Regions from separate parts of the Mus musculus genome. Here regions 2, 3, 4 and 5 are each linked to region 1. Evidence: chromatin loops called from intact Hi-C (ENCODE). Cell type or tissue: gastrocnemius. All regions are shown on one strand.

Region 1 (5,000 bases):
TTCAAAGAAAGCCTGATGAAGAAGTCCTAATTTCTGTGTCAAATATCACCAAACAATATTGAAAGTAAATTTCAGTATCATTTCATATAATGCCTACTGACAAAATTACCCTGAATAAATGGTGATGTTAATAGCCATAGTAAATAAATATTCACTAACAACTATAATAAAGGACTCAAAATACAGCAAGTAATGTTAATGAACATGTATGTGCTCCATTTTTACAAGACTGGTTTAAAATGAAAAGGATGTGTGCTTTGTTTCATTAGTATGAATAGTTATTTGAAAATAGGTTAAGCCCCACGCTCTCCCCTGCTACCTCCCTCTGACCCTTTAAATGGCGACTCATTCAGGTTAGTGAGGAAAGAAGAGAGAGAGAGGGAAGGAGGGATCTCTGAATCTGAATTTTCCTCTATTTTGTTAGTAAAAACAATGGAGTTAGAACAGCCAATTTTGTTTTATCATTAGTTTATGTATATGCGTTTTTTGACTGCATATATGTCTGTATGCCATGTGCATGCCTGGTGCCATTGGAGACCAGACTTAGCCAAGCCATCTCTCTAGTGCCTTGTAATGGAAGTCTGAGTCATTATAAAAATACTATTTCACTTATCTTCACAGTTAGATACACTAACTTGTAATTAAAGGTAATACAGTCTTTATAGTACTCACTCACACTTCAGTAAACAATCTAACCTTTTTAGTACTAGAAAATCACTTTTAGGAGCAACATAGCTATGAACACGACAAGCCTATCTAGGAATATCTGTATTTCTATTGGGGACAAAGGGAATGGTTACAGAGAGCAATGCATTTTACTGATGGTTAGGGTCAAATGCCATTGTCAAACTCAGAATACAAAAACTTATTTACGCGCGCGCACATACACGCGCACACACACAAACAGAAAGCATTAAAGCATTCTGTACATTTTAAATGACACAGTAGGGGTAAAGGGCAATGACTTAGTGAAAAGAAGAAACTATAAAGAAGTTACAAAAGGAAAGGGATTTTTAAAATGTTACCTTCCTGGGTGTAAAAATTTAAATGTCTGTTGAAGTGATTTTTTGAGTTACTATTTTCAAGAAACTCTGAAGAACAGAGATGACATAATTGAGAAATTTTGTATACCTGGTGTTACAGCACCCTCTACAACAGAGTATATTATATGAACTTGCTTCCCGAATGTGTGACTGTACAAACTTTATGGTTTTAGCGCTTAGTTTGCTCCCTTGGCACCTGCTAGAAAGGCTACTAATCTGTCGGGTTAATGTGTCAAAACAGCAATAACAGCGAAGAGCTCTCCTGAACTCTTTAAACTATTCCAACTGTGGGCCTTAGTCACCTAGCTCTCCTTCCATATCACCTCTCCCAGTTCTAAACTCTAGTGAACTGGCCTCTTAAAAGCCTTCTGAACTCAAATGCATGCACAGGTAGGGAAAATACTGCTGTAGTGGGGGAGAAAGGTCCAGAGACAAGTGACCGCAGATCTCTGACTTCTAAGGGACATCTCACTGGCTCGCACTGTGCATCTTGATACACAATAACTCACAATAGCTAACAGTGCTCCAAGTGTATTACATCTGGACTTTTTTAAACATGAATTCTTTTAAGAGGAAAGTTATGTTCACTTTCTAGCTCTGGTGGAAACTCGTTTTCCCTTATCTAAAGGAAATACGGCATAACAGCCACAGCGTTAATTTCACAGTTCTGAGATGAACCTGGTGAGACTGTCTTGTTTTAAAAACCTATTATCATTCTTCTAATGTTTAATCCCCGATACTGCTCGTTTTCGCAACACCCCAGCTTAACAGACGTAATGGAGCAAAAGCTTTTCTCCAACACAGGCTAACGAAAGGCTACAAAGTAAAGCCTCCTCTCTGCAAAGCGGGACATGGAGGACCTCGGTCCACGCCGAGTGAAGAACCGAAGCACAGTGCCCAGAAAGGAGGAAACAAAAAAGGAGAGCCAGTGGGGCAGGAACTGTGTCGCCAGGACTTGAAAAGACGGGAAAAGGCCGGTTTCCTCCCGCGTGAGGTCCGTTCCCGCTCCAGACTCCAACCATTTCCGCTCAGGGTAACCGCAAAACCCTTCCCGCGCGGGAACTCGGTGGAGGAGGAGTCTTGGGTCCCGCCCTTCTGGCGGAGCGCATAAAGCCTACCCCGGCCGCCGCGGTGTCTCTGGAATGTTCTGAAGGGAGGAAGCGCGCCCCTCCGCAGTCCGGGGAACACTCGGCGCCAGATGGCGCTACCGCACCGAGAGCCAGAACCTGCGCCTCAAGGGAGCTGGGCTGAGACACCACCGGAAGTGAGGGCTCCGCGAGCCTCCTGGCCCGGATATCCAGCCTTCTAGCGTGTTCCCGCGCGGGGGCGGAGCTACAACCGGAACCGGACTGCGAACGCGGGGCCTCGTGGCGGAAGAGCCAGGAGGGGCCTTGGAGGCGGTAACTTCCGCTGCGCGCGCCTGGTCTGGGCGTGCACGCGAGGGGCGGGGCCTCCGCGCGGGCGCGCGAGCGCTTGCGTACTAGGAGGGCGTTGTTGCGGGAGGCATGTGCTGATTTCTCCATCTTTGATCGCTTGCAGGCCTCGCCGGGCGGACATTAAACTGGTGTCTTAGCAGGTTTTTGTCTGTTTTGTTGCTTCCCTCTCACAGGAGTTGGTTTCTGGCTGTAAATTCAGTTTCTGGAAATCTCTGGAACGTTAGCGATGTACAAGGTAGTCTCGAGCTGCTTTCTCGCCATTGATTCCCAGCCAGTGTCAGTCCTTGCATCGTTACCCACTCGAGGCTACCCGTGACAGCTAATGGCATCTAAGGATTTGGAAAGGCTTATATTACGGACTTTTAAAGCGCTTAATTTGAGCTTTACCCTTTATTTTTGTCAGGATATTGGCACTCTGCATTCTGCGGTGTGGCTTTGCACAGAACCGTTTGTTGAGGGTTTGAACGCTGCCAGGGGAAAACTCCGCCCCTTTCCCACGTTGGCTGTGTCTGATCCAAACCCATTTTTAAGTAGCTGGACAGTACTTTACCCTGGTACATGGGCTTTGTTTTTATTTTAGTTGTATCGTGAGGACTATGAACTTGTATTGCAGAAAGTATTAGTGTCCACCTTTAAATATACATAACACTTTCGGCTGAAAGACAGTTTCCCAAAGCTCCCGAGTTTCCCAGGAATGTCTTCAGCTTTTGGTAGATGCTTTTAGGAATTTCAGAGGTCCTTGCTGTCAAAGATTTAAATAAAGTCAAACATAAAAAAGTAACAAAACATGCACGCTCGCACACACACTCACAAACACACAATTTTGTGTTGGCCAGTTACTTCTGGGCATGGGGCCTTCCCAGAAGTGTGGTTGATACTCCATAGGGGAAAATTGATTTTACCTTTCCCAGTATTATCAGTTATCAGTTGTACATGCCTTTTGGTTAGGAATGGAACTTTGTAATCTCTAACCCCTAGTTTGTACTGTTTTTTTTTTTTTCCCCCTTGCTTGAACCTGTTGTGAATGAAAACTCCTGGGGGTGGGGGGCCGGGTGTGGCAGAGACTGATTAGAATTTTAGTGCTGTAGCAAAATTGGAATGTTGCAGGTCCAGAGTTTAACTACCTTATCTTAGTCTAGTTTTAGTCTCCTATGTACTCCAACTGCCATTCCTTAGTCAGCTTTGTGTCAGAACTAAAATCCCATGAGAGATTTTTAAAAAGAATGAAATCTGTTGGCTGATACTAGCTTCTACCAACCTAAAAAACAAGAAAGTCATCAGATGAGACCTGTAAGAAAACCTGCCCCATCTTCCTGAATTGCCTTTATGGTATTCCCACAGATGTGTTTTACATGTCTCGATTCATTATTTTCTCTGTTCTGTAAAACTAAAACTGCTTCCATGTAGGAGCATAAAATTTGTGTTCCTGGGCCATGGTCACTAAAAATGGATCCTAAATAGACTATCTTTTATTCCCTTTAAGATGAGCACTCTTTTCTGCTTTGACTCTGTAGGTAATGTGTGTGTTGTCACAGTCTCTGTGAGTTTATACACATATCAGCCTTGGTGTGTCTGCATGATGCTATTTTTTTTTAAATGCTCTTTAAAGTGAGCTAATGGAGTAGAAACGTTAAGGTAGAAATTGCACAGGTGTGGCATCATGAGTGGAGAAAAGTGGATGATCTGCTGTAGGCAAATGAGAACCTGGTAACTCTGCCTTCATTTTCTATGCCTGTATCTTCCTCCTCCTCCTCCTCCTTACCATCATCATCATCATCATACTCATTCTCATCCTCCTGTCCTTTTTTTCCTGCGAGTCAGACTCCTGCTTAACTCTACAATAACATGCTACTCTGGCACCCAAGGAGAATCTGCTTACCCTGTCTCACTATTTTCATTTGAATGGTGCCATGTTACATTTATGTAAGGGCCAAGTAGAAAATATGGGCAGCATTGTAGGTCACTCAGAATAGGTCAGAAATAGGAAAAGGTTGAGACCGTATGCCCGAGGGAAGCTATACTCGATTTTCAAAATCTTCATTACGTGGAGACTACCCCTGATAGATCTGAAGAGAGATTGACTTGACCTCATGTCAGTGGTCTCCTAGAACCCATATAATTTCCAGCTTTCTGCACTTCACACTTTAATTCAATAAACCTTGACAATGCATGGCTCTGTTAAATGCTAAACATGACCCTAAAGGGCTAGGATGAAAAGCATTGGGGAAGTGACTTGCCCTAAATTAACTTGTCCATTTTATCAAAAACTATCCCAAGCATATCCTCCATAACTTTGTCATCCATATTATTCATGTATTCGACTTGGTAGTGTTTGTCCTCTTGCTAATATTTATTTCATGCTGAAATAATTTTTTGAAACCTAAAGTAAAGTCTACTATCATAGAACAAAATGAAATTTGATTGTTTAACCCACAGCAAAACATAATAGGAAGAAGCTCCAAGATAGCATCTTCATGGGCAATTACATTATTGACAAACTAGAGCTGTGTAATGTGCAGTT
Region 2 (5,000 bases), 550 kb after region 1:
GGCATGCAATGTGCAGATAGTCCGGGGATTAAGTAACGTAAAGAACTGAAGTATTAGAAGAAAATAGGAAAATATTTTCAATATCTTATAATAAACATGAAACACAGAAGCCAAATGAAAGAGGCAGGCACATTAGAGGAGTTCACAGCGACAGGACTCTAAGCTGGGCTGGGTGTTGCCGAGTCACACTGAGAGACCAGAGGGTGACTAAAGCAGGGAGATCTCAAACTCAAGACTGCTGAGAAAACAGTTAATTCAGGGCCAATCTAGACAATGTAGTACTTGTTTGTTTGTTTGTTTTTCTCAAGATAGAGTAAAAAATAGGGGTGGTTGATTGGGAATGTGGTTCAGTGGTAGACCACTCACTTAATTTAGCATGCAGACTGTGTTTGATCTCCAACATCTCAAGCAAATTAAAAAGTAACATTTCTATAGCATGTAACAGAAGGGAAAAAAAAGTTCTATGCCAGAAGAAAACTTAGTATGTAAAGACTCTCAGGAAGACGATACGCTAACACAGCATCTATATAAACTCAAACCATACTGTCCTTTAAATAAAAGAGGAAATGGAGAACCACAAGGCATGGTGGTCTGGATTAGCAGGCCCCCATAGGCTCATAGGTTTCAATGTTTGGTCCCAGTTGGTACAACTGCCTGAGAAGGACTAGGAGGGAGGGGTGGCCTTGTTGGTGGTATGACGTCACTGGCAACAGGCCTTGAGGTTCATGAGCCTACATCCCTCTCAGGTCTCTCCTCGTGGACTAGATGTAAGCTCTCTCAGCTTCTGCTTCCAGCACCATCCCTGCCTGCTTGCTGCCACGCTTCCTGACACAATGACCATGGACTCACCCCCTGAAACTTGTTCTTCTGTAAGATGCCTTAGTCAGTCATGGTATCTCTTCACAGAAAAGTAAGACACAAGGTATGACTGACTAAATTCAAAACACATCCTCAAAAAAACCTCAGTGATTTAAAAAAAATAAAAGACTTGGGGAAAGTCACAAACAGGAAATAAATGTATCACAGAAAAATAATTTTTAAAGAAGTGACAACCCTGAACAATGCTGTTCCATTTTAATGATAAATGAATGAACAAACAAGTATCTGCACCACAGAATTAGCAAAACACAAACAGTGCTAGGCATTTATTTATTTATTTATTTATTTATTTATTTATTTATTTATAAACAGGGTTTCTCTGTGTAGCCCTGGCTGTCGTGGAACTCACTCTGTAGACCAGGCTGGCCTTGAACTCAGAAATCCACCTGTCTCTGCCTCCCAAGTGCTGGGATTAACGGCGTGCGCTACCACTGCCTGGCTGTGCTAGGCTTTTTCTAAAGCAATTTGGACACATATAATTCCTTCAAGGACTCTCCTCATGCTCCTGTATAGGACCAGCACAAGAGGCATGGGGGAACACAGAGCTGATACACAGCTGCAATAGTTAACATCCTCAGAAGAGCGACAATAATCATGGCCTTCCCAAGCAGTGCCAAGTAGTTTCTACGAAGGACAAGGCACACTGGTCTGCTGGCAGAAACCACTTTTACAGAGTACGAAGGAAAAGTAGGTCAGGCATGGCCCAGGACACACGCTGTTTAATCCCGACACTCGGAAGGCAGATGCAGGCAGATCTCTGAATTACACAGAGTTTCTTGAAAAACAATCAAAAAAATTAAACAACAACGAGAAAGGGGGTGGGTACTGGGTATGGCTTAGCTTAAAAAAAAACCCCACAGGTATCAATAAAAACATCAAAATTTTCATCTCTGGCATTATTTTCCTATTTCCCTCTGAGTTGCCTCTAAGTTATTTAAAGTTTAACTGGCTCCCCAAGACACACAGCATTTGCCATCTGAATACTGGGGAACTCGGTCCTAGCAATTTCTATTTGTAAAGAGCTTCCGAGGACAAGTGTTGAAGCAGGTAAGCTGCTTTGAATATGATAGCTATCTAATTGCACTGCAGTTTTGTTCCATCACAACAAAACCTCTCTATAACGTTCTTCAGCTCCATGCTGTTCTTCTGCTTTTAGAAGCTGCCACCATTCCTTCTGCCAGCTTTAGTTTCAAACTCCCCACCCCCACCTCCACAATGTTCTGCCAAACCACTTTTCCAAGTAAATTATTCTACTGCACAAACTTGCTTCAGCCAAACTGGTCTCCATTCCCCAAAGAACAGAGCCCCTAATGTTCAGATGCCATGTGTAAGATGTCAAAAGTCCTCATCATGCACGTGTCTCCTTGCATGGTCTGTGGCTGGTGGCACTGTTCTGGAATCTTTGGGAGAAGGGGCCTACCTAGAAAACAGGACTCAGGGTGAGGGTGGAAGAGAGGTTTATAGTAAAGCTCTGCTTCCTCTACTGCCCAAACATGGGGTCCTAGCTGAATGCTCTACTGTCAGGGAGCCACATCCCCTGCTGTGATGGCCTTGGATCCTCTTGAACTGCGAGCCAGAACACCAAACCAAACCCCTTTCGTCCTTACATTGCTTTCATCAGATATCCTGTCACAGAAATGAGATGCTACCAATACAGATGACTGGTGTCAAGAAATAGGGCCACTGCTTCGTAAACCTGACAATGTAGTTCTTAGCCTCTTAGAAATGGTCCTGAGCAGGCGGATTTCTGAGTTCAAGGCCAGCCTGGTCTACAAAGTGAGTTCCAGGACAGCCAGGGCTACACAGAGAAACCCTCTCTTGACCCCTCCCCCCCCCCCCCCCACCAAAAAAAGAAATGGTCCTCAGGAGAAATGTTGAAGAGCTGTAGGCTAGAGAAACCCAAACATGCAAATAGGTCGTTTCAGTGAAGCTTTAAAGAATTAGCACGACAACTAAACAGCAGAGCAGAGGGTCCACCTCAGGAGGGCGGAACGGCCCTTTCATGGGAGTCGAATATCAGATGTCCTGCATGTCAGATATTTACATTATGATTCTCGTAACAGTAGCAAAAACTAGTTATGAAGTAGCAACAAAAATAATTTCATGGCTGGGATCACCACACATGAGGGCATTAAAGGGTGCCAGCATTAGGAAGGCTGAGAACCAGTGCTCTACAGGAACTGAGCTAGAGAACATTACATATTCATTGCAGCAAAGTATCTGGCTGCATTCTGCTTCTGCCCTGTAATTCTGACTGATGCGGAGTTAAAAAACCATAGACTGAGCTGTTTGGCAGAAGAAATTCTAAGAGAGTAACAGCCGGCCTATGGTGTGGTTACTGATCATTATTCTTATGAACTACAGGGAGAACACAAAGATATAAAAACTGTAATTTGCAAGGGAAAGGTTTACGGCCACTGCTAAGGTTGTAGATGAGGCAGACACTTAACAATGGAGCTGTAACTAATGCCATTAAAGAAAAAACGGCCCACTGTGCACTTGGTAAAGGCCCCATCCATCAAAGGCGCCAGCCTTCCCCATTGGAAAACTGCCTATGCTTAGCTAGGCAGGCGCACAGAGAGGAACTCGGCTGCATTTGAAGGAGCAGAACTTGTTGTATGGCAGTGTGTAGGTTAAGAATGAGTGAAGAGGTTGTGGAAGCCTGGGCCAAGGTCTTATGAAGCCACTGAGGGCAGGCATCATGTGGAAGGATCTGATTTTGGCAAGGAAGCCAAGGGGTCTAGAGAAGTCTCAGCTACAGTGGAGACCCCAACAACAGAAGCATTCAGAGGAGAACAACGGGCCTCAAGTGGAGATGACCCAAGAGAGGCCAAGTGAGCTACAGGCGAGAGTGGGGAGCTACCACAGCCTGTAAGAGCACAATGCTCCCACCTGATGTGGGGATGAGGAATTGTAGTTTGGTATTTCATCTGGTGTATCTTGGTCTTATTTTGGTCTTTTTCTTGCTGTCCCACGTCTCCTTTTTGGAATGCTGCCTTATTCTGCCCCCCTCATATGTTGCATGCATGCTAACTTGGATTTTCATTTCCTAAGGAAGGACTCAGTCAAGAGACTGCCCTGATTCTCAGAAGAGACTTTGAATTTTTGATCAAGATTGGAACTGTAAGACTATGGGGACTTCGGAAGTTAGATTGTACACTTTTTGTATTAGGAGAGGACCATAAACCTCAGCAGGCATAGGTAGTATGTTGTGGTTTGGCCAGAGTCTCATGTTTGACTAACTGGCCCCCAGCTGTTTGTGTGGTTTTGGGAAGCAGTGACCTTCAGGAGGTGAGGTCTAGTTAGAGGGTCTGGCTCTCTGGGAGCCAAAGGGCCTTGAAAATCAATTGCCCAGACTGCTTCCTGTCCCACTATGGTATCTCTGAAGTGGGAAGGAGTCTCAGATGCTTGCTTCCCTGACTTCCTCACTCCAATGTAGGTAGATGTTTACATCCAAAATAAACTCTTTCTGTCTACATTGCTTTTGTTAGATATTGTTAAAGTAACAACAACAAAAAAAGGAACCAATGCACCATGCACCACTGGGTGCTGGTGGTATTCCCATGGTTTTTATAGAGGCTGTGTATGTGCATCCATGGGGAAGGGCGAGCTGAAAACAGAATGAATATAGCTAAAGCAGCGTTAACTCTGATCTTCCACCTCCTAAGAAGTCTGGCATCTTACACAAGCAGCCTGGTTCAAGGAAGTTGTATTAATCTAACCCAAGTCTGAAGGACTGGTCAAGATTATGACCTCAGATTGTATCTACTGTGTGGCCACTGGGCTCAGCAACTCAAGTACTGGTTTCTTTACTTGAAAAAATGTTTCTCATAGTTAACAGTTGTAACATCATAGGAAACCATGTAGGAAAACTGGTAGTAGCCTATCCAAAATAAGCCAATATTTTAGCCATTCTCTCAACACAGGTTTGTGACATAACATGAGACTCATACAGTCACTGTGAGAGACTTAGTCAACTAATGCTTGTTAATTAGTATCTGATATAGTGGAGCAAGAACATGGCTCTGAAGAAAAGCAAATGCAATCAAACCTTCTCTCATCACTTTAAGACTAAGTCTAGAATATAATGATCACTCATCTGCTCCTCACATAACCAAGAG
Region 3 (5,000 bases), 460 kb after region 1:
CAGCTCATCTCCTATCACCAGGACTACTGACTACTGACTCTCTCTCAAGCACAGACACGGGACCCAGCTGATGCTCAGCTGTGAATGGGGTGCTGTGATTCCCCTGACTTCTTCCTCTCCATCCACACTGAACACTGCCCAGTGTTCTCCAGCACTTGACATCATGTGACCCTTTGCCTTCCTTCTAACCTCTTACCCTTCCCACCCTATCCCTACCCTCTCTATGCAAGTAAATCTCAACCCCTAAACTTGTAATTATTCCTGGACCTGGTGAGACAGTCACATAGAGACATGTTTAGTACTAACACTCCCAGATTTAGCCCCCCCCCCAATTAAGTCTGTTCTTAAGTGACAAACCACACTCACTAGGCTTGCTGGAGATATCAAATTTGATAGATACAGAGTAAGGTCCAATCTGAGAGAACAGCAAACATTCACAGAGTGACTGAGTTGCCAGCATGTCTTCCCAGTTTGTCTCCTTTGATCCTCATGGCTTGTGGAGGTGAGAGAGTACACAACCATGGTCTTTTTTTTTTCTTTTTTTTTTTTTAAGATTTATTTATTATATGTAAATACACTGTAGCTGTCTTCAGACACACCAGAAGAGGGCATCAGATCTCATTACAGATGGTTGTGAGCCACCATGTGGTTGCTGGGATTTGAACTTAGGACCTTTGGAAGAGCAGTTAATGCTCTTAACCACTGAGCCATCTCTCCAGCCCAGCTGTGGTCTTTCTAATATAGGGAAGCCTGTACTATTTGTTTGCTTTCCTAGGGCTACACATGAGGAAGGGAAGGGTGCTAGGGCCACACACCTCTAAGATGACTGCTGTCTTCAAACCATGACTTAATATTAGTCCTGTCATTATGGAAACCAGTGCAGTCACCAAGAATATGAAGAACAAATTTCCATGTGATCCAGCAATTCCCAGTCCCAAAGGAAAATAACTCAGTACATCAAAGGGCAGTTTCACTCCCATATTTATTGAAGCTTTGTTCTCAACAGCCAGGATAACAGTCCATCAACAGATGAGTTAAGAAATGCAGAATGCAGACACAGCCGGGTGGTGGTGGTGTACGCCTTTAATCCCAGCACTTGGGAGCAGGCAGATTTCTGAGTTCGAGGCCAGCCTGGTCTACAGAGTGAGTTCCAGGACAGCCAGGGCTACACGGAGAAACCCTGTCTCAAAAAACCAAAAAAAAAAGAAAAGAGAAGAGAAGAGAAGAGAAGAGAAGAGAAGAGAAGAGAAGAGAAGAGAAAATGCAGACACCATGGAACAGTCTCTTTAAAAGAAGGCAATTGTACAACTAGAGAGATGGCTCAGTGGCTAAGAGCACTGGCTTTTGCAGAGATAAAGGTTCAATTCCCAGCACCCACATGGTAAATTATAACCATCTGTAACTCCAGATCCAGGGGATCTGACACCTCTTCGGGCCTTTGTAGGCTGCACCATGTGGTGCCCACACATTCAGAAAAACACCCATTCACATAAGATAAAAATAAAAAGAGAGAACACAGTTTTGCCCTTTGTAAAAAATGTGGACTAGCATGAGGGATGTTAGAGTGAATAGAAAACCCAGGTGGAGAAGAATAAGTACCGTCTGGTCTTATTATACAGGGCTCTGAACATGGTAAGCTCAGAGAAGCAGCGAGTGCTGGGGTGTTGCCAGCAGTAGAGGGAGGAATGTATGCAGTACAGAGTACAAAATTTCAGTTATTCAGGAGGCATGAGCATATTGAAATGTTCTATAGGATGGTCACTGTAATAAATAGTAAGCTGCATGTCCTTGGGGACTCTTCATCTCCTCAAAAAAAAAAAAAAAAAAAAAAAAAAAAAAAAGAAGGGAACCTCAAGAGTCACTAAAGGGCCTTTTAAATTGTCCTTTTTTAATACCTAAAATATTGTAATATTTAAACTAAAAACATTTCTGCATGTTATAAAACACTACCCAAATGCTTTCTAAATTCAAAGTTAAAGCTAATATTAAAAGAATCCAGGCTAATTGAAATGTAGGTAGTAATGCTTTCTAGAACATTGACTGAACACTGAGTACTCTTCTAAAACCTGGGGACAGCTAGCAAGCAAGATGATGAGACTCCTACCCAACGAGCAGAGCTTTCTAACAGGCCAAATCCTTTCTGGAGGAGTCTGTATACATCCTCAAATCTGTGGTGGTCATGAATCTATCATTAGGGAAGTGATATCTTGATATAGCTTATCCCTAGGTTAAGACACATACACATACAGAGAGAGAGAGAGAGAGAGAGAGAGAGAGAGAGAGAAAGAAAGAGAGAGAGGCACAATTTCTCTAAACACCAGAAACTTTTTTTTTTTTTTTTTTTTTTTTTTTTGGTTTTTCAAGACAGGGTTTCTCTGTATAGCCCTGGCTGTCCTGGAACTCACTCTGTAGACCAGGGTAGACTCAAACTCAGAAATCCGCCTGCCCCTGTCTCCCGAGTACTGGGATTAAAGGCGCACGCCACCACGCCTAGCTCAGAAACATTTTTAATGTATTATTTTTTATCACTTCTTTGTATTTCTAGATGCAAAGAAATGTCAAAAGAAGGTAGATCAAAGGAAACCTGTAAGCTTTCTAGGCAACATATTCAGGGATTTGATTGAGAATCTTCCCCACAGGCTCAGATGTTTAAACACATGGCCTCCAGTAGGTGGCGATATTTGAGGAGGTCTGTTGCCTTTTTAGAGGAAGTATGCTGCTGAAGGACTTCCAGGCGACTCTCTCTGCTTTGTGCTTATGATTGAAGTGCTTCCTGCTCCTGCCAGCACACTTGCTACCACAGCTCATGCCACAATGGACTCATCCTCTGGAACCATGAGTCCAACAAACTCTTTGCTTCTGCAAATCTCCCTGGTTGTGGGATTTTTATCACAGCAGCCGAAAAACAACCAATACCATCTGCTAAGGACATACCTGACACAAGCCACCTCTGCCTCAATCTATCTTCAGAGATTCACAAAGACGCCTACTTTGTCATGACACTGAAAATAACATGTGACCATTTCTAACATACCCAGCATGCACCACACACACACACACACACACACACACACACACACACACACACACAGCAGCAGCAGCAGCAGCAGCAGCCTCTGAAACCCTTAGCATTTATCTTCACCTCTCTTCACCTGTTACTGTTCAATTCCATTTGATTTTTTACTCCTCACAGAGCCTTAGGTTGCCTTTCTGTCTGTCTTCCCTGAATTTCACAATTGCTTCCAATTTAATATCCACTAGGAATTTAATTAGAGTTCTGTTAGCAGCTACCTTTTCTAGACCATTAATGAGGCTCTTAGATCAAATGTAATAAAGTCCCTGGAGCAGACATCAGACTTTGCTATTAATCATTGTTTGCTTCCCTTTGTCTGTGCTCAGACTCAGTGTGTATGACCACTCCCATCAACTACCTCACTGGGAAAATAAAAATCAGTAGAGTGGCCTCAGAAAGCTGTGGGGAGGACTCTGGGAGTTTCTGGACCATGGTGTCAAGGCTTACTTCAAGCCTGATTTCTACTAGGGAGAAAAAAAGAATAGCTGGCATCAATAGGGAACTTTCCAGAGAACAAAGAAAGATGTCCAATAATGCAAATCAATAAGCCTGGTGGGATAAATTTAAACATCATTCTGATCATATATACCATCTGCAAATAAGGAGGGATTCATGGACCTTATATTCCAATTTCTTTTTTTCTTTTTTCTTTTTTTTTTTTTTTTTGGTTCTTCGAGACAGGGTTTCCCTGTATAGCCCTGGCTGTCTGTCCTGGAACTCACTTTGTAGACCAGGCTGGCCTTGAACTCAGAAATCTGCCTGCCTCTGCCTCCTGAGTGCTGGGATTCTAACTCTATTCAAAGATCCTCTGCAGCCTTAATACTCAGAATATGGTTGCCTAGAAGTCTGTTAGAAAAACGGAATCTGGGTTCCTACCCAAGTATTTACATCTTAATATGACCATATGTGTGTGTGTGTGTGTGTGTGTATGTATATATGTATGTGTATATATATAAATAAATTTAAGAGTCATTAATCTAGCTGATCTGAGAATTAGTAAGTAAACAAACCCATAGTGTATGTGTGTGTGTATGTGTTAAGTGTGTATGTATGTATGTGTGTGTATGTATATATATGTGCATGTGCATGTGTGTGCATATTGTGTGTATGTGTGTCCATATGTGTGTGTGTATGTCTGCATATGTATGTATTGTGTGTATGTGCGCATGTGTGTATATATATATATATATATGTGTGTGTGTGTGTGTGTGTGTGTGTGTGTGTGTATGTATATATTGTGTGTATGTATATGTGTTTATTCATGTGTGTTCGTGTATGAGTCTGTATAAGTGTGTATGTATGTGTGTATATGTGTATGTATGTCTATGTTGTATGTTGTGTTTGTGTGTGTGTGTATATGTATGTGTATGTGTGTTTGTAGAGGGCGTACATGCATGCACATGTGTAAGAGGTGGAGAGGTACCCAGGTACTAGAGCATTCAAATCTCATAAGCACAATAGCTTTTTAAGAGATTGTTCTAGAAATACAGGGCGAGCTCTCACCTCTCTCATTGAATCTTGACAGGATCCTCTCAGTTCTTCATTGTGCCCCCTTCCTGATCTTTAGGTCACTTGGCTTCCCACTCATTCTCTACGTGGGTACTGGAAAGCCACGTAGAGAAGGGTTGAGATTTAATCTCATTGAAACCCAGGTTCTGCAAGAATAGATGTTTGCACCACAGCCAGGGCCTGCATGTGGAGGTTTCTTACACATAGACCAGGCATCCCAGGGCTTGTGAGTTCAACTTTCACTGAAGGTCATAGCATACTTGGGGCTCACCTGGGTCTCTAGTTTCTGCACAGCTGTCTGAAAATCAGACAGCTGCATGTTCTCCTGAGTCTGCTGCAGGGATGTTCCGATGAGCAGAGTCTCCTCTGTTCCTCAGTGTTTTCCAGATTGGTCCCTGCAGGATGCCCAACCACAGAT
Region 4 (5,000 bases), 180 kb after region 1:
AGCAACTCGTGCACAAAAGTTTCACAGCAATGGCAATATCTTACCGTAAAACCAATTCTCAATGGTATCACCCATCTACCTTAAATAAGCTGCTCTAGAAATATAAGACGGCAAAAACACATGGCAGGAAGTTGATTGGTGGCAGATACTGCCTGGGCTCTAACATAAGACCTTAGGGTGTTGCATATGGCATGGAGGAGACTCCGCTCTTATCCTTGGATGCTCTTTTTTTTAAAAACAAAACAAAGCAAACAAACAAACAAAGCTGACTTTTGAGAGGCCAGGTTTTGTTCTAGATTATATTAGTCAAGGATTTAACCCCTCCCCCAATTCCATTTTTGTTCTTTATTGCCTGTCTATGCAACTTTGTGTTTTCCTGTTAATGTTAAATAATACATAGTTACAATCTTGATGCTTTCAGAGTAAGATATTCTAGGCTTTTTCAAAACACATTCCTCATTCTACAAACAAGGAGACAAGGGGCAATATTGTCGCATTTTTTTTTCCAGTTACTATAGAGCTTCTGAGAATCATTCCATTTATTTTAAAAATGTAGCCAAGAGAGCAATGAATTACAATCTTGGCAGCTGTGATGTCCAGCCTTTAAGGGTTACTCATAGCTATAAAGTGACTACACACTATTTCCTGCCTTACTTAGGGTCTTGAAACACAGTTTCTCGTTTTCCTTTTCTTCCTCCACCCATCTTCCATTCCCCCATAGTGAGAAGATGATAACTTCTCACATCTGACTTAATCACCACCACCACCACCCCCAATCGGTGTTGAGCTGTCAAGCTTTTTCCTACATGCCCAAAGTAGGGTCTCAGTGCCAATGTAGCCAATGCTGGTTCTGTCAGCTTGGCTAATGGCATCTGATACTGTGTTACAAAGTTTAACCTTTCCACTGTTCAGTCAGAGGCTTTTGACCTATCAAGCCTTACATACATGCCTCGTACCTTCTACAAATCTATGGGAGAACAAACTCTTCAGATCCCAATAAGAACACAAAGCCCATGATCCGATCCTGTAACATTGTCTCTCTTTATGCCTGAAAACTATCTTGCCTCTTTTTTTATAGTCATCAAATGAGGCTCGTTCACTGTGACGACGAGAGAAAATTATAAAAATCAGGCCAGCAAAGATTTCCACAGGGAAAGGCACTAATTGTTGATGAGCAGAGTGAAGCAATGAGAAGCAAGATCTTAACTGGAGTCGTGTTAAACTTTTTTAAGAATTTCTTTGTTTTATGTGTATGCCTATGTGCCTGAATGCATGTGTGTGTACCACCCACAGACACCAGAGAAGGTTGTCTGGTCCCTGGAACTAGAACCATAGGCACTTATGAACTGCTGTTTGGGTGCTGGGAACCCAACCAAGTACTGTGGGAGTGTAGCCAGCGTTCTTAGCCACTGAACCCTCTCTCTGCCTCCCAATTAAACTTTCTGCTGAAAGTGTCTAGTTATAAGCTAGGTCGTTTCATTTTAAGTCAGTCAAAAGTAAGACCAACCTCTGTGTGTGTGTGTGTGTGTGTGTGTGTGTGTGTGTGTGTGTGAACTCTATTCATTCAGCTCCAGGCTTAGAATTCAGTAAAGTTTCTTCTACCTTTTGTGGTGGTTGTTGTTGTTGTTGTTTGCATCAAACACTTCTAAAGAGGAAAAAACTGGAGAGGAGAAATTCTGACTGCTCTCATATGGTTCCTCAGCTATGGTTAAACTGACTAGCAGTTTCTTTCCCGGCACACTCTGGCTCTCCCCTGTATGCATGTGGACACAGAACTCTCCTGCAGAAAGAGCTCTCCCCAGCTTCTCCTGTCAGGACTCCCAGACTCTTGTTTCTGTTGTTGTTTGGTTTGGGTATTTTGGTTCTGTTTTTTAAAACCAGTCTCTCTGGTTATTTCTCTCAGAAATAATGTTCCGCTAGCCCTGTGGTAGACTTCTCTCTTGTTTTCTTCTTAAATTGAGACCGTTTCACATCTGACTACTTACTATAAGCCTTTATAAGCACTTACTAGAAGTTTCCACTATATTCCCATGGATCAGCAGCTTATACTGGGTCTTTGCAAGGCCACCTGCATCCTGTGTAGTGATTCCTGGCAGCGGCTTCAATATGACTAGCGCTTTGCAGTTGTTTAGTGGTGTTTAAAAACTGGGGGAAGTAGACAAATTAAAGGAGCGTGGCAGGGAGTTCAGGTTGTCTCTTTGGGTCTTTTCTGTAAAAGCCTTTGATGTCCCCATCCCATGTTGGTCCACAGGGTCTTTATTGACCTTTAGTGTCAAAATATGATCCAAAAGTTTGTTTTTCTTTGGAAACGTTTTATCTAATTAATTCCGTTGTAATGAGGCTAGTATTTTATACCCAGCGGCCCATACTTAACTTGAAATGGTGTGTTTCAAATACACAGCTGCAGGTAGCACAGCTATCTTTTTCTTTCTTTTCTTTTCTTTTTTCTTTTTTTCTTTCTTTTTTTTTTTTTTTTTTCAAATTAAACCTAGTTGCTGCTGGCTTTAGGAAAGCCAAAAACTCTTTCTCTAACTTTCATGACCTCAAAAGGTTCCTATGCCAGGGCTTGTTCGACCTCTCCTGTCTTCTGTGTCCCTCTCCTCTTTCAGCTCTGGGGTTGGGGGGCTTAGTCAGCCCCAGGCGCTTCCAATTCTCTATCAGCTTTAAGCGCAGCTTGAAGGAACTCCTCAGCTGCTGGTACAGCCTCGCGGTCGCGTTCGGCCGGGACACGCCCAATACTTTCTCCTTGTCCTATGATTGGCTCACGAGGTCACATGAGAGCCCCGAAGGGTTGGAATTCTGACTTGTGGCTTTTGGCACTCCTTTTTCTTTTTTAAAAATCGCTGGGTCTGTGGCTCTCTCCTGGGGCTCCATTGACTGAGGCTGGAGACAGCTGCGAAGAGCCACCGGCAGCTGAGGTGGCAGTGGAAACTCTCCCGAGATGTTCAGCCAGGTGCCCAGGACGCCGGCTGCAGGCTGCTACTATCTAAACCCCTTGACACCTGAGAGCCAGGAGATGTACTTGCGATTTGATCAGACTGCCAGACGCTCTCCCTACAGGATGAGCCGGATCCTAGCACGCCATCACCTAGTGACTAAAATCCAGCAAGGTGAGTTGCGGGCACTGCCAAGGTGCCGCTTATTTCTGTTGGCTCTGTCTTGTGCTGCTTACAAAGTTATTGTTTGCGCTGTACACCGCACGGATTCTTATGCCACGCTGCGTGGAACTCTTTCAGATAACTTTAGACTTCGGTTCTAAGCAGTCTGTCACAGCACCGAGCGCCTCATAACTAACGAAAATATCCCCAGTAGAACGTGAATCATGAATTCCTAATCCTCTGTGTGTCAACAGAGCAAATGAGAAAGGTTTACTCAGTGTGTGTCTTGGGGAGCTTTTCTGCAGGTAAACTCATACTGTGGTCATATTTAAAAGTGGACACTTGTTTGTTTAATTAGTGAGAGAGCTGGCGACTAATGGCCCAGCGTTTATAGTACATCTTCATTGAAGGAAAACAGTAAGAATCTAAGCTTAAGGCCATTGGACTGACAACTTGAATTACAGTCTCTTCCTGTCAGTGTGCTTGTGTGCATAGTCACCACTGATTTGTTGACACCGTTTTCTTGCTAAAGGATAAATGTGACTCTTCACCTCAAAACAGAGCCTATGACTACACACACTTAGGAGCACTGGTTTCCTAAGGCAGGTTGACAGTACTGATTACAGGCTGCTAAGTGATCCTTTTCTATTCTCAAGGGAAAACATTAAAAACTCTTGTACCTCAAACATTAATAAAACTCATGGATTTTTTTTTTAAGGCTTAAAGCTTATGACATGCCCTGTGTGGTACAAATTTGAAGATACCCATTTAAGAGACAGACACATCCATCCACAGTCAGTAAATAGTCACCTAGCTCTTAACTACAAACCTAACTAAACTATTACATTGGCCCTACCAGGAATTTTCAAGAGCTATTATGAAAATACCGTTCCCAGTTAGATAAATGAATTTGAGATTATATTGAATTTTAGAGGGGAAGTTAAAGTCTGTAATCTTAAAAGATCTCACTGTAATGTCTCCAAAAGGAACAATACACATTCTAGCAGCGACATTTAATGAGATTGTTTCCTTGGAAATGGGCATTTGTTTGCGAAGGTTCAGGAACTGGCTATGTGTGAAGGATACTGGCGCGGCATACCAGTATGATTGCAGGAAGGATATTAAGTCACTCCATGAACTCTGTGTGCAAGTCTCACTTGAATGGAAACAAAAGTATTCCCTGTGGCTCGATTTAAAAATACATTCAGTTGAGAATAAGAACCAGCTCCATCTTCTATTGAGAAACTACTTACAATGGGAGTGTATTGGGCATTAGGTATATAATCCTATGGACACTGGAAGTTTCCAATCTTCTTTATATGTATTGTTAGTCATTGACATGTTCCTTTGGGATAATGGTTGTTTTGGGTGAATTACCATTCTTGGTGAAAGTGGGTCATTCTTATATATGGACACCGTATTTCTGTGTTTTATTTTTTTCATACTTAGAAAATGTGAGGAGGTTCCTTGGTTTTTTTTTTTGTTTGTTTGTTTGTTTTTGTTTTTGTTTTTTTTGGTTGTTTGTTTTGTTTTTAATGGGGTAATGGAATGATTGGAGCCAATGAATTCCTAAACATTAAAAGCTACAGGTAGGAAACAGGAAAGAATCCTACCTCTAGTGATCCAGAACTCATGATGGGTGAATATCGCACAATGTTTAGTGAGCAGGTACAAAGTGATTTTATTGGATATACTATATTGATAGGTTGGTGTGGTCTCACAGCCCAGGATGCTAAAATTTGCAACATATCAGGCTGTGAGAATTATGAATGCTAATTTATTTTTCTCTCAGAAAAAGTGCTTATAGTTAGGTGCCGCTTTAGATCCATTGTAAAGATGAGAAAACAGAGGCAGATCCCTATAGGAGGACTGGCATTTGAACACAAATCCTGAAACTTGTGC
Region 5 (5,000 bases), 320 kb before region 1:
GGAGTAGGGTGAAGGGGGAGGGGATAGGGGATTTTGAAGAGGAAACTAGGAAAGTGGATAGCATTTGAAATGTAAATAAAGAAAATATCTAGTAAAAATAAATAGATAAATAAGTAAATAAATAGCCACAGGTAGCTATAAATATCTTAGAAGAGATGGATAATTACAGGACAATTTGTCTTATCTAGGTGGTTAATTTATATCAATATCAGTTGGCTCTGAGTTAATTGTGTGGGTGTGTTTTGTGGGGTGAGAATTTATCAATATAAATCTGACATAAAAAAAGAAGAAAAAGAAGTATTGTTAGAAAAAATATCACTACAAAGGGAAAGGAGAAATTAATCAAATCATCAATGTAGTAAATGTGGTTTAACACAATAGGAGAACAAGGATTGGGTTCTGTTAGATAGCCCTGGTCTGCCTTCATCAAGTCCTACTGCGGCCTTATGAAGAAGTGAAGATGATACTGTGTGCAGATCCAGGGCCCTTACTGAAAGGTTAAGAATGAAGTAGAACAGAGGTCCATGCAAGTATGAGCTCAACTCCTTTTTACATTTTAATATTTTAATTCATCTATCAAAATAGTGTTTTGTGTGTGTGTGTGTGTGTGTGTGTGTGTGTGTGTGAATCCAGAGGACAACTTGCAAACAGGAGTTAATCTTTCCTTTTATCATGTTGGGAATTGAACTAAGGTCATCAGTGTTGGGAGCAAGTACCTTTACCCACTGAGATATCTCGCCAGCCCTTTGCCTTCTTCCTTATCGCAACTACGGAATTCTATGTGTGTGACTTGGTTATTTTAGGTAAAGGACTCTGAAGACTTCATGGTGAAATTAGGAAATTTCCTCAATACTTATGGCCTGAGAAATTATTAATTTTTTGTTTGTTATTTGCTTACATTATATTTGATGGTTAGAGGTGTTTTGACTGCATGTATGCCTCTGCATTACATGCAAGAATGTTGCAAGCAGAGGCCAGAGCAGGGTTTCAGATCCCCTGGGAATGGAGTTATAGATGATTCTGAGCTAACATGCAGATACTCGGGGAATCAAACCCAGGTCATGCAGAAGAGCAGCCAGTACTCTTGATCATGGAGACATCTCTCCAGCCTTTGTTTTTGATTTTATCATTTTTTTATTCGTGTGTGTGTGTGTGTGTGTGTGTGTGTTACCCGTAAAGGCTAGAAGATACCCATAGAGGTTAGAAGGTGGCATAAGATCCCCTGTAACTAAAGTTACAGGTAGTAAGCCACCCAAATGTGGATGTTAGGAAAGGAACTTTAGTCCTCTTACTGTGGAGCCATCTCTCCAGACTCAGTCTAAGAAATTCTTTACCCAAATGTTCTTACCTGAAAAAAGAAGCAAGAGTATGGGACCATGACAGGTAGCAGTCAAATATATGATGGTATATATATGTATATATATATATAAACATATATATTTATATATAATATATGTAACATATATATAATTCTGTCTTCTCTTTCATTAACATCCAACCTCTTCCATTTGTTTGTGGCCATTTCTGTTCTGGTCCAGGAACAAATAAATTTCATAGAAGCAAGAAGCTTCTCTCAGAAGCACCCAACACACTGCTGAAAGCTAAGGCAATCTTTCCTCCCAGCTGCCTGTGACACACCGGATCCAGCTGCCATCTCAATGCGAGAACGGCTTTAACTATTTTCTTTCATGTCGCTGTTCTGTTAATCTTTTACTACGTAGGTTGATTTTGCTTAAGGAAACATTGCCTATGGTTGAAAGTCAACACAGTCAAGAGAAAAGTAAATGGATTATCAGCCCTAAGTGTGCACATGTGTGCCTACACACGAATACAAACACACTAAGCCCTGCACAAAACACAGCTGATGTTTCTGGAGCAGCTCCTTGGCCTTTGCAAGCAGTTCCTGAGCCTGCGGTGGGCAGTAGAGGGCAGCAGTGACCCACCATTTCAAAGTTCCTCCTCCAAGGGGCACAGCACTGAAAACTCCAAGATAGGGCATACCACTTTCTTTTTTTGAGGCGGGGGTGGGTGGGTGGGTGGGGGTGGGGGTTGTGGGGGGTGTGGGGAGCAAAGGTTTGGAGGAAAACCTGTTGGCTTTATACATTTTTTTCCTTCAGGCGCCACGGACTGAAACAGGAAACTGAGGAGGTCGAATGAACCACTAGATGGCAGTGTTTCTGACAGACATTCCCACGTGCTTGAAGTGCAGCTCTATGAAAGTAAAGGTAAAAAAATAAGAAGGCAGTGAGAGGAACTTGCTGGAACACTCCTTTAATTCTGCCGCTTGGGAGGTAGAGACAGGCGGAGATCTGTGAGTTCGAGGCCAGCTGGATTCCAGGACTGCCAGGGCTGTGACTCAGAGAAACCAAAGAGTACGAAATATTTATCAAGGGCTTCTTATGTGCAAAGCAACGTGGAATTTTATCTTTCTATGCTCGTATCAACATGATGAGTTAGGCAAGAACAGAGGTTTAAAATACGTAAATTACTACATAAACTACGAACCCAGGTATACATTTACCACGTGGGCCATCCTCTCACTCCTGTTTTGCTCTATAGTTAAGTTACAGTATAGTCCTCATTTTGAAGAAGGGAAAAATGAGGCCACAAAAACTTGTATAACTTGTTCACGGTCACACAAGGCTATTAATGCCAAGACTCCTGTCAGACCACAGCAAGTTGGTCTTTTTCTGAAACCTAACGCTCTTACCTCCATATATATAGATTCATATGCAGCTAGAGACACGAGTTCCAGGGGAGGGGGGGTATTGGTTAGTTCATATTGTTGTTCCACCTGTAGGATTGCAGATCCCTTCAGCTCCTTGGGTACTTTCTCTAGCTCCTCCATTGGGGGCCCTGTGATCCATCCAATAGCTGACTGTGAGCATCCACTTCTGTGTTTGCCAGGCTCCAGCATAGTTTCACAGGAGACAGCCATATCTGGGTCCTTTCAGCAAAATCTTCCTAGTGTATGTGTATTAGTCAGGGTTCTCTAGAGTCACAGAACTTATGGATAATTTCTAAATAGTAAAGGAATTTATTGATGACTTACAGTCGGCAGCCCAATTCCCAACAATGGTTCAGTCGCAGCTGTGAATGGAAGTCCAAGGATCTAGCAGTTACTCAGTCTCACGCAGCAAGCAGGCGAAGGAGCAAGAGCAAGAGCTAGACTCCCTTCTTCCAATGTCCTTATATTGTCTCCAGCAAAAGGTGTAGCCCAGATTAAAGGTGTGTTCCACCACACCTTTAATCCCAGATGAAAGGCATAGCCCAGATTAAAGGTGTGTTCCTTAACTCGGAGATTCAATCTTCTGGAATCCATAGCCACTATGGCTCAAGATCTTCAAACCAAGATCCAGATAAGGATCTCCAAGCCTCCAGATAAGGGTCACTGGTGAGCCTTCCAATTCCGGATTGTAGTTCATTCCAAATATTGTCAAGTTGACAACCAGGAATAGCCACTACAATCCACCCCTTGTCAACTTGACACAAATAATATCTCATGTTCACATGAAACAATAACAAGGTTGTAAATACGCCTAACATGATATAACTATCCCTCGTACAATCGCAAACGTATTAGTAAATTTACAATGGGCATTCATATTACTTTATAATCCTCGTTTCTGCAACTGGTTACGTGGCCTTAATTGGTATTTATAACTACCTTCCTCTACTACCCATTCTGTATTTCCTTCACCTTCAGCCAGCACCTCAGCAGGTCTTGGCTCTTTTCCTGGAGGATTGACCCATACCTTCATTCCTGATGGGTCTGCGTCCTTTGTCATCCTGCTTGGATTAGGCTGTTGTAGTTTCCCATTGACTTTAATCACAGGACATGGTAGTACTAAGAGACGCCCTAAGGGATCTCCTGCACTCCAGACATAATCTTGCTTACCACCATTGTGAAGAGGTAATCCAATTTCCCCATGGTAATCTGGATCTATCACCCCTCCTAACACTGTTATTCCTTTTTTAGCCTGTTGGTTTAAGGGCATTAGAAGCCCAAAATGACCAGGGGGAAGTCTGAGCTTCCAGTTCAATGAAATGTTTGTTGTAGCTCCTGGTAGGAGCACTCCCCTCTCTGGAGCCAAAACTTCTAAGCCAGCAGAACCTAGAGTTATGGGGACAGGAAGCAAAAATTTTCCTAGAGGGTCACTAGGAGTGATAGTAAGTGGAACTATTCCGTTTTCCACCCCTTGATTCCTGGACCCATGAATCCTGGCTATGGGTGAAACTGTACCATATATCGAGCGCTGATTCAAAGCATATACTGCCTTCTGAAGAACTCTGCCCCAGCCTTCCAAGCTGTTACCACCTAATTGGCGCTGTAACTGCGTCTTCAAAAGGCCATTCCATCTTTCTATCAGCCCAGCTGCTTCAGGATGATGGGGAATGTGGTAAGACCAGTGAATTCCATGATCGTGAGCCCACTGTCGTACTTCTCTGGCTGTGAAATGAGTTCCTTGGTCAGAAGCAATACTGTGTGGAATACCATGACGATAGATAAGGCATTCTGTCAGTCCGTGAATGGTGGTTTTAGCAGAGGCATTACGTGCAGGAAAGGCAAATCCATAACCAGAATAAGTATCTACTCCAGTAAGAACAAAACGCTGTCCTTTCCACGAAGGAAGTGGTCCAATGTAGTCAACCTGCCACCAGGTTGCTGGCTGGTCACCCCGAGGAATGGTGCCATATCTGGGGCTCAGTGTTGGTTTCTGCTGTTGGCAAATCTGGCAATCAGCAGCAGCTGTAGCCAGGTCAGCTTTGGTGAGTGGAAGCCCATGTTGCTGAGCCCAAGCATAACCTCCATCTCGACCACCATGGCCACTTTGTTCATGTGCCCATTGAGCAATGACAGGGATGGCTGGGGAGAGAGGCTGATTGTCCACAGAACGGGTCATCTTATCCACTTGATTATTGAACTCCTCCTCGGCTGAAGTCACCTTTTGGTGAGCATTTACATGGGACACAAATATCTTCACATCCTTTGCCCATTT

What was found. Peaks named below come from ENCODE experiments on the same cell type or tissue, not always from the same donor. Only the 100,000 strongest peaks of a DNase experiment are listed, where the experiment ranks them.
Region 2: a loop joins it to region 1, with 2.2 times the contacts of the local background. A loop is called at or near these places in 2 of 42 quality-filtered maps.
Region 3: it touches region 1 in a loop (2.1-fold over the local background); 2 of 42 quality-filtered maps call a loop at or near these places.
Region 4: it touches region 1 in a loop (2.0-fold over the local background); 7 of 42 quality-filtered maps call a loop at or near these places.
Region 5: a loop joins it to region 1, with 4 times the contacts of the local background. A loop is called at or near these places in 5 of 42 quality-filtered maps.

What each region holds. Positions count from the first base shown.
Region 1 is chr5:151,366,018-151,371,017 of GRCm38, reverse strand. It overlaps 1700028E10Rik (RIKEN cDNA 1700028E10 gene), which reads right to left and starts at 2,343. Exons shown (of 4, transcript NR_045700.1): 1 at 2,162-2,343. It also overlaps a transcript of Stard13 not described here. In gastrocnemius, a CTCF peak has its summit at 2,236 (motif pointing right); DNase peaks (open chromatin) are centred at 1,505, 2,333, 2,921 and 3,299; H3K4me3 peaks cover 2,567 bases; H3K27ac peaks cover 2,928 bases.
Region 2 is chr5:150,812,652-150,817,651 of GRCm38, reverse strand. It overlaps Gm36447 (a long non-coding RNA gene), which reads right to left and starts at 2,691. Exons shown (of 4, transcript XR_377280.3): 1 at 1-2,691. In gastrocnemius, no CTCF peak of the experiment used is centred here; a DNase peak (open chromatin) is centred at 2,391.
Region 3 is chr5:150,907,214-150,912,213 of GRCm38, reverse strand. No RefSeq gene overlaps it. Among named protein-coding and RNA genes, the nearest start is that of Kl, 43 kb to the left of the region's middle. In gastrocnemius, a CTCF peak has its summit at 2,677 (motif pointing right); no DNase peak of the experiment used is centred here; H3K27ac peaks cover 505 bases.
Region 4 is chr5:151,188,036-151,193,035 of GRCm38, reverse strand. Stard13 (StAR-related lipid transfer (START) domain containing 13) reads left to right here and starts at 2,843. Exons shown (of 14, transcript NM_146258.2): 1 at 2,843-3,110. The coding sequence starts at 2,942. In gastrocnemius, no CTCF peak of the experiment used is centred here; DNase peaks (open chromatin) are centred at 2,744 and 3,034; H3K4me3 peaks cover 3,148 bases; H3K27ac peaks cover 3,347 bases.
Region 5 is chr5:151,683,961-151,688,960 of GRCm38, reverse strand. No RefSeq gene overlaps it. Among named protein-coding and RNA genes, the nearest start is that of Gm24242, 14 kb to the left of the region's middle. In gastrocnemius, CTCF peaks have their summits at 1,929 (motif pointing right) and 2,158 (motif pointing right); DNase peaks (open chromatin) are centred at 1,934 and 2,159; H3K4me3 peaks cover 550 bases.